2 separate regions of the Mus musculus genome follow, and region 2 is linked to region 1. The links are chromatin contacts, found by Hi-C or POLR2A ChIA-PET in ENCODE. All regions are on one chromosome and are shown on one strand. Each heading gives the region's core, a stretch centred on a gene start or an enhancer-like site at or near the end of the contact. The rest is flanking DNA. Distances are from core to core; before and after follow the strand shown.

The links. A loop is a pair of places that touch in the nucleus more often than their neighbours do. ChIA-PET counts read pairs that join two places held with the same protein, here RNA polymerase II (POLR2A).
Region 2: a map of T-helper 1 cell shows a loop between it and region 1 (4-fold over the local background). The contact joins the promoter of Wls here to the promoter of Depdc1a in region 1. A Hi-C loop is called at or near these places in 1 of 37 maps with a recorded cell type or tissue (T-helper 1 cell). POLR2A ChIA-PET finds 5 or more read pairs at or near these places in 2 of 5 experiments (Patski and embryonic stem cell).

Annotation. Positions count from the first base shown.
Region 1 is chr3:159,493,834-159,497,309 of GRCm38, reverse strand. Depdc1a (DEP domain containing 1a) reads right to left here and starts at 1,877. Exons shown (of 12, transcript NM_001172092.1): 1 at 1,744-1,877. The coding sequence starts at 1,791.
Region 2 is chr3:159,837,972-159,841,447 of GRCm38, reverse strand. Wls (wntless WNT ligand secretion mediator) reads right to left here and starts at 1,798. Exons shown (of 12, transcript NM_026582.5): 1 at 1,401-1,798. The coding sequence starts at 1,506.

The sequences.
Region 1 (3,476 bases), core at 628-3,127:
AGCAATTATAATGCCAAAGGGCTTTTAATGCTAGGTATTTAGTACAGTATCTCTTATGAAGATTCCTATAGTGCTGGGCCTAGTGGCAAAGCTTGGTGGATCTCTGTGAGTTCAAGTACAACCTGGTCTGCATGGTGAGTAGCAGGACAGCCAGAACCACATAGAAAGACCTGCCTTAAAACAATCAATCAAGCAAACAAATATCTATAAGGAACATAGATAGTAGAGATAAAATGATTAGTAAAACAAATCCATTGCACATTTAATGAACTTATGAATATTTATGTAAAGAAAACCATTTATTTTCTGAGTTACCTTCAAATACATCAACTTTCTAGATTTGTGACATCAACACTAGAACATAATACAATTAACACAACTTTTTAATAGAAAAAAATCATGTTAGAAACAGATTATTAACCTTATATATGAGACTATTAATTATATTACTACTGTATCACGTGTAAGATCACAATATTGGTTTTACAGCTGAAAAACAGTAAATATAATTATTTTTCCCCAAACCTCTCTCATTACTTTCAAGAAACTGTACTGAACTGCTTCACCACAGTAATAAAGTAACATGTGACTCTGCACTCACAGATGTCACAATATTTTTGAAATGTGATGGATTTGTAAGTTCCCAGGCTGAAACATTTTGTATTTGCTTAAACTTTAGTCTTACTTTTTGTTTATAAATCTTTGTTCTTTCCTTCCCTGTACCTCAGTATCCTTGTATTAATATCTATCTTGTGGTAATCAACAAAACCCTTATTTTATGTAAATTTTTGTTAGTACTTGACATTTTTGTGTGTGGGGGGTTGCTTATGTTACTTTCATATAAGATGGTAAATTCATATAAGATGTGACAGGACTACCTCATTAAGGTACATTTCAAAACTAAATTCCATCCTTTCTACTGATAAACATAACCACCACTACTTGTTGAGCACTAGAATATCAAGATCACCCTGACAGAAAGTGGTACATTTTCTAGTTCTTCCATCCATCATTTATGTGGCTTTCAGAGAGTTCCTTCTTTGAAACTTAGTTCCCACAAGGTAAAGTAGGGCCAGCATTTGTGAGAAGACAATTTGCTTGTTATTCTATAGACTATCACACATTCTCATACACAGAATATTTTTAGAAAATCTCTTAAAGTGGGCATGTATTGTGCCATTGTACCAATGTGGAAACTGAGGTTAGGTGAATCTCAATGTAATCCAAATGCGCAGCCCCAGTGACTATTAAAAGTGATTACTAAAGTACTCGGGGTTTAGGTTGAATAGTTCTTTCCTAGTGCTACTCACAAATTCTATAGGGTCAATAAGCCAAGCTGTCATGCCTGGGCTTCCAGACTTGAAACTTTAATTTCTAATTCTGAGAGGCTGTAGATTACAAGTGAAAAGTGGCTAAGACTATTATGCGAATCAGGGGGAAAGAAGACATCTGAGGAGTTGTCTCGCAGAGTCAGAAAGTGATACAATTTTGGGGTAGAGCACTTTGGATCTGAAACTGAGAAATACCAGAGAGGAGTGCAAATCAAAGACCCGGACAGGAGCAGCTGCATCTCAGCACCTTTCCCTCAGCACCTTTCTCCGAAATCTAGGCGCCTTGGCTCACTCGGGATACCAGATCCCTGGCTCACGAATCTAGTAGCTCTGAATCCCCTCAGGAAACTTTTTTACACCCAGGATCCCTCGGAAAACCTCGGTCTCTGGTCCCTCTCCTCCACGTTCTTACCAGCTTGGTGGCCCGGTAAGGTCCAAGAGGAGCACCCTGACGCTCCATGCTATCATTGCCGGGCTGAGAGGCTGCGGAAAGTGCGCGGTAGCAGGAACCTCTGTGGCCTGGAGTTGGTGTCGGAAACAACTGCCGCGCTGCTGATTTGAATATCTCCGAGCGAAGCTGATTGGCGGCGCCATTGAGTCACATGATGCTACACGGAGGGGAAGGCGCTGTGACGCGAGCACAGCTTGTCTGGGTGGTGCAGGAGAGCTGTGGAGCACAGAACCAAAGCGATTGTATAGCTAAAGAATGGCACGACAGCAGAAACGACTCTCCCTTCTTGATTCTAGGGGCTCTTCAGCAATGTTAATATAAGCCAGGCTGGGTTTCACCCGGACACTACCCCTAAAAGACCTCGGTGTGTGTTTGTTTATTTTCTTTCAAGCTCTGTCTCTGTCTGTCTCTCTGTCTCTGTTTGTCTCTGTCTCTCTCTGTCTCTCTCTGTCTCTCTCTCTCTCTCTGTCTCTCTCTCTGTCTCTCTCTCTGTCTCTGTCTCTCTGTCTCTTTGTCTCTCTGTCTCTTTGTCTCTCTCTCTCTCTCTCTCTCTCTCTCTCACACACACACACACACACACACACACACACAAGTTTCAAACCCTGGACAAGCAGCTTAGATACCTATTTGACATATCAAAACAGACTTTACTTGCAGGTTTCCCTATCATCTTTCAGTCCCTACCTGTTAGAGGGTAGTGCTGGCTTATGTGACATGTGTACACCAAATGTCTATATTTGCCATGATTTAATATGATTTTTTCAATTAAGATGAATTATTACTGTTTAAAAATCAGTTGTCTTTAGTTGTACTGTTTTATAGGACCAAGATACATACATTTGTGTGTTCACACCTCTGTAAAAATTCCTTTGACTTGCTCTTCTATCACCTTCTAGAAAAGGTAGTGATTTATATAATAACAATGACATAGAAATCATTTGCACAGAATAGTGAAAACATTATGAATTTTTGTTGTCGTTGTTGAGAAAAGGTCACCAAAAAGTCTGGAAATTAACCTTTATAGTAGAAATTCATAGAAAAAGGAACATTCTCTTAAAGTAGTTGACATTTATTTATAAATTTCACATCATCTGTTTTCTTGTCCACATTTTACTTGCAGTACCAACATTTTCTTTCTCCGTCTACTTCTCTTATTCTTTTGCACGATCTTTAATATGTATGTGTATTTACTAATATGTGTATTTGTATATGGTCTGATTTATTCGCTGCTTTACTAGCTTCATGAAGAGAAGATTTATTGAAAAATTGGAAGAACATCAATCTGGATGAATGGGTCTGTAAAGGTTTACTCTATGCAAAAAAAGTTGTCTCTTTTAGAAGTTTTTCTCTTAATTTGCCTAAATTTACACTGAGCACACATTCATGATTTATATAAGTTGTGAAGTAAATAAATCAATGATGTATTTTCTAAATCACTATGATAACCTTAATGAACTATGTGGAATGTGTGGAAAAGTTATGAAGCCTTTCTTTTTGGTAGGGTCTGTTTAAGAAGGAAATACCAGAGCTGATTGTGATTTAGAGTGAGCCACATGGAGAGAGGGTGTTTATTGAGAAAATAAACAGAATCATGAAGCCATGGTAGAATGGAGTTTTAAGGGGATTTTAAGAGTGATATGAAGTTGTACAGGCAAAGCATAATAATCCAGGTTACTTGCCTTCTAAGTATGAGT
Region 2 (3,476 bases), core at 549-3,048, 340 kb before region 1:
GCGTAACGAAACAAAAGCTGTGTGTGTGTGTGTGTGTGTGTGTGTGTGTGTGTGTGTGTGTGTGTGTGTGTTTCTGTGTGCTTTGCCCATATGGAGGACAGAGGCTTAGAAATGTGTACTCGACCTCCTCAGAACTCCCTTCTTGAAGCTTCTCCTCTCCTTTGTTTAAAACACTTAGCCTGGTGTTACAAAGATTGCCATTACCAGACACTCTGGAATGCTAACCCAACACACCCTAGTCTATAGGAAAAACACCGTACCCACTACTCTCACCCCCTCAAGGGAGCTCCTGCGCTGCCCAGGGACTCCCTCAAGAAGCACAGACCCCTGCTTGAGCTCTTCCACCCAGCCAAGAGCAACAGCCAGCCCCAAGGAAGCTAAGCTGCCCAGCAGCGCCCGCTCCGAAGTTGGCACTGAAGTTTGTCCAAGGATGTCCGGAACCTTGAGGAGAAAGGGACATGAGGTGGAAAAGACAGTAGGAGTAAGTTGAGTTTTCCGAGTGGATCCTAAGGCAGAAGGTCAGTTACGTTCGAAGCCTTTTTTTTTTTTTTTTTTTTTGGTGCGCACTGAGAAAGTCTCCCTGGCGCCTGGGAGCTGTCACCTGAGGGCAGCCCAGGAGGGAGCAGGAAACATCCTCCTGGCGCCAGGGGAGGACCTCAGGCTTCAGACTCACTGGATCTTGGGGCTCAAAGCAGAGGGGGAGGGGAGATGGCAGAGGGGACAAGAGGCAAAAGCAACACCTTTCAGACAGGCTTTCTCCTACGCCCTCTCCAAGTTCGTGCTGAGAGGGCCAGGACTCTCCCAAACCACTCTATGAGTCCTCAGTTCAAACAAGTCCACCGCCAGAGATGGGTGGGGTGGCGGCATGGAAGCCAAGGGCTTAAAGGTTGAGACCCTAAAACCAGCTCTAGTCCCTCGCCGAGACAACCTAATGCATTTACACAAGCCACAGCCAGTAACAGCTCGCGGCTGGCACAGGGCTTAGCTCCCGACTCCCCTGTTATTCCTAATAAAGTCGATTACGTTGCCCTCCCGGTGCTGATTGGAAGGGAACCGAGAGGGAAAGGGGGGCGGGCGAGGGAAAGAGCACGGGGAGCAATCAACTTTGCGACCCAGCACTTCCTCGCGATCCGTCGCCATGCTTAAGATCCACCCCCACCCCCTCCTGCCTTTCAAGTGGATACTGAAACTAGGCCAAAACTTTTCCCCTCCTTTTCTCTTTGCCACTAGACTGGATTGTGCCCCATGGAGCCCCATGGAGCTCTGCTTTCTTAAGCACAATAGCCGGACTAATTAGATCATAGAGGCAAGGCAGCGATACTGTAACAAGTAGCCCAAGAGGCAAAAGAGGGAAGGGCCGAAGAAAGGGAAAGGGGAAAGTTTGCAGCTCTCACACTTACCGATCAAGCCTCCCACCAGAAAGGCAACGATTTGGAAAACCAGAAGAATCCCTCCAACAATGCAGAGCTTCTTGGTACTCATGTTTTCTATAATTGCCCCAGCCATTTCTGCGACCCCCTTTCTTTTCTCCTTTAAGTAAATGTTTTAGGGTATGCTTTCGCTTCCCCTCTCCTTCTTCCTTGCCCTCTTTTCCTGGTGCTGCAAAACTTCAAGGGTGCGTTAGCAGAGGAGGTGGGACAGACCGCAGGCGCCCGCGCGGATGCCTGGGCGAAGCCGCTTGGGCTCCCCAGATGCCCAGAGCTGAGACTGCGGCCGCCCGGCAGCCAGTGGACGCTTAAAGAAGCAGGGAAGCGGATCACATGACACGCCTCCCTCTCTTTCTTCCTCCCTCCCTCTCGCGCTTCCTCCCTCCCTCCCTCCCTCTCTTCCTCAACCCTGGCCCGCCAGTTCAGGGATCTCAGCTCCCGCCAGCTCTGGCTACCCGCCCTCAGGTCTGGCCTGCAGCTTGCCCCGGCAACAGCTAACATCTTGAGGGGGGTCGGGTGGCTGGTGTTGTTAAATGGGCTTGGCATACGCAGTCTCTACCATGTTTCCTTTTCGGGTTCCCAAAGTATGGGATTTAAGTTACTCATGGGCCTCTTTGCAAACCCTTAACTTACATGTTGAACCCACCCCACCACCAGCCATTTGAACGCTAGGAAAGAGGTGAATTTTAAAAAGGAGTCTAATGAAGTTAAGTCAAAGTATAAAGAGAAGAAATAAGGTCTCTGTTCTGGTACCTTCTGCCTTGCCCTATCCTGGAATTATAACCCGCTAAATTCCTCATTACACGGCCCTTCAAGAGCCTTATTATCCAGACAAATCAAACGTCTGTTCCTTACTCTACCCTGGACTGCCAGTCTTGGTGTTGACTATTACCTAAACGCTTTAAAGTTCATTGAAAACTCGACTTGTTTTAAAATTCTTGTTTTGGTTTTTTACACCACCTTTATGTTCCAAGGGTCGATCCCCTCCAATCATGCTCTCACATTTTCACCTTCTATAAGGTCTTATGAATGCACATTTGTTTCCATTACTAAGCTGTAAATTTCTGGGAGACTGGGACCAAGTTCAATTCTCTTTGTATCTGCCCCCACCCCTCAGTGCCTAACAAAATTCTCACACTAGGAGACCCTGCATGAACTTTGGTGGAATGAATAAATGAGTGAATGTTTAAGCAAGCCCACAGCTTGCATTTAAAAAGCCTAAAGGACTTTAGTTGGGTAGGTAGTATACATGTTAAATAGTACCAGTTAGAGTTTCAGGTGGGTGGTCACAGCTACTAGGAGGCTGAGTCAGGAGGATTAGTAATTTACGACCAACCTGGATAATTTTAGAGACCCTATCTCAAAACAAAAACTAAAAAGTGATCTGGGCCTCTTGTTTAACTTGATCTGAGGTCCTAGATTCAAACCCCATGGAAGGCAGAGGAGGAAAGAGAATGTTAGCTCTTTGAGAGATTTACTTATATTGATACACTACATCCAAGGAAAAGTGGTGATCTTAAGAGATTTCTTGATAAGGCTGACCCAAACTCCAGGGCCTGGTTTTTCCATGTTTCATAAACTGTCTATTTAGCCAATGCAACTCAAATCACACATTAGCTTTATAAAGGTACCTCCTGGCCTCCCAGTACAGGTTTCCAAAGCCACCAGCATACCTGATTTCTTGCTTCTTGTCATCTTCCTGTGGAGGAACTATTTACTGTCCTCTTCTTCCTTCAGTTACTTGTCCAACATTTGCTTACAATCTTAATGTGTTTTCTTTTCCTTCCTGAGCACTAGAGATTATATCAAAACTTCAAGAGTATTCTGAAGGAACTACAGGGTAGTTGTGATTCACTGTATAATGATTTTCCAAATTGTAATTGCTGTGTGTGTGTGTGTGAGAGAGAGAGAGAGAGAGAGAGAGAGGAAGAAGAAGAAAGAGGGAGGAGGAGGAGGAGGAGGAGAGAAAAAGAAGGAAGGAAAAGGAAAAAGGAGGGAAGGGAGGAAGAAATTGATATCCTTATTCCATAGGGATCCTGCTGGAAACTG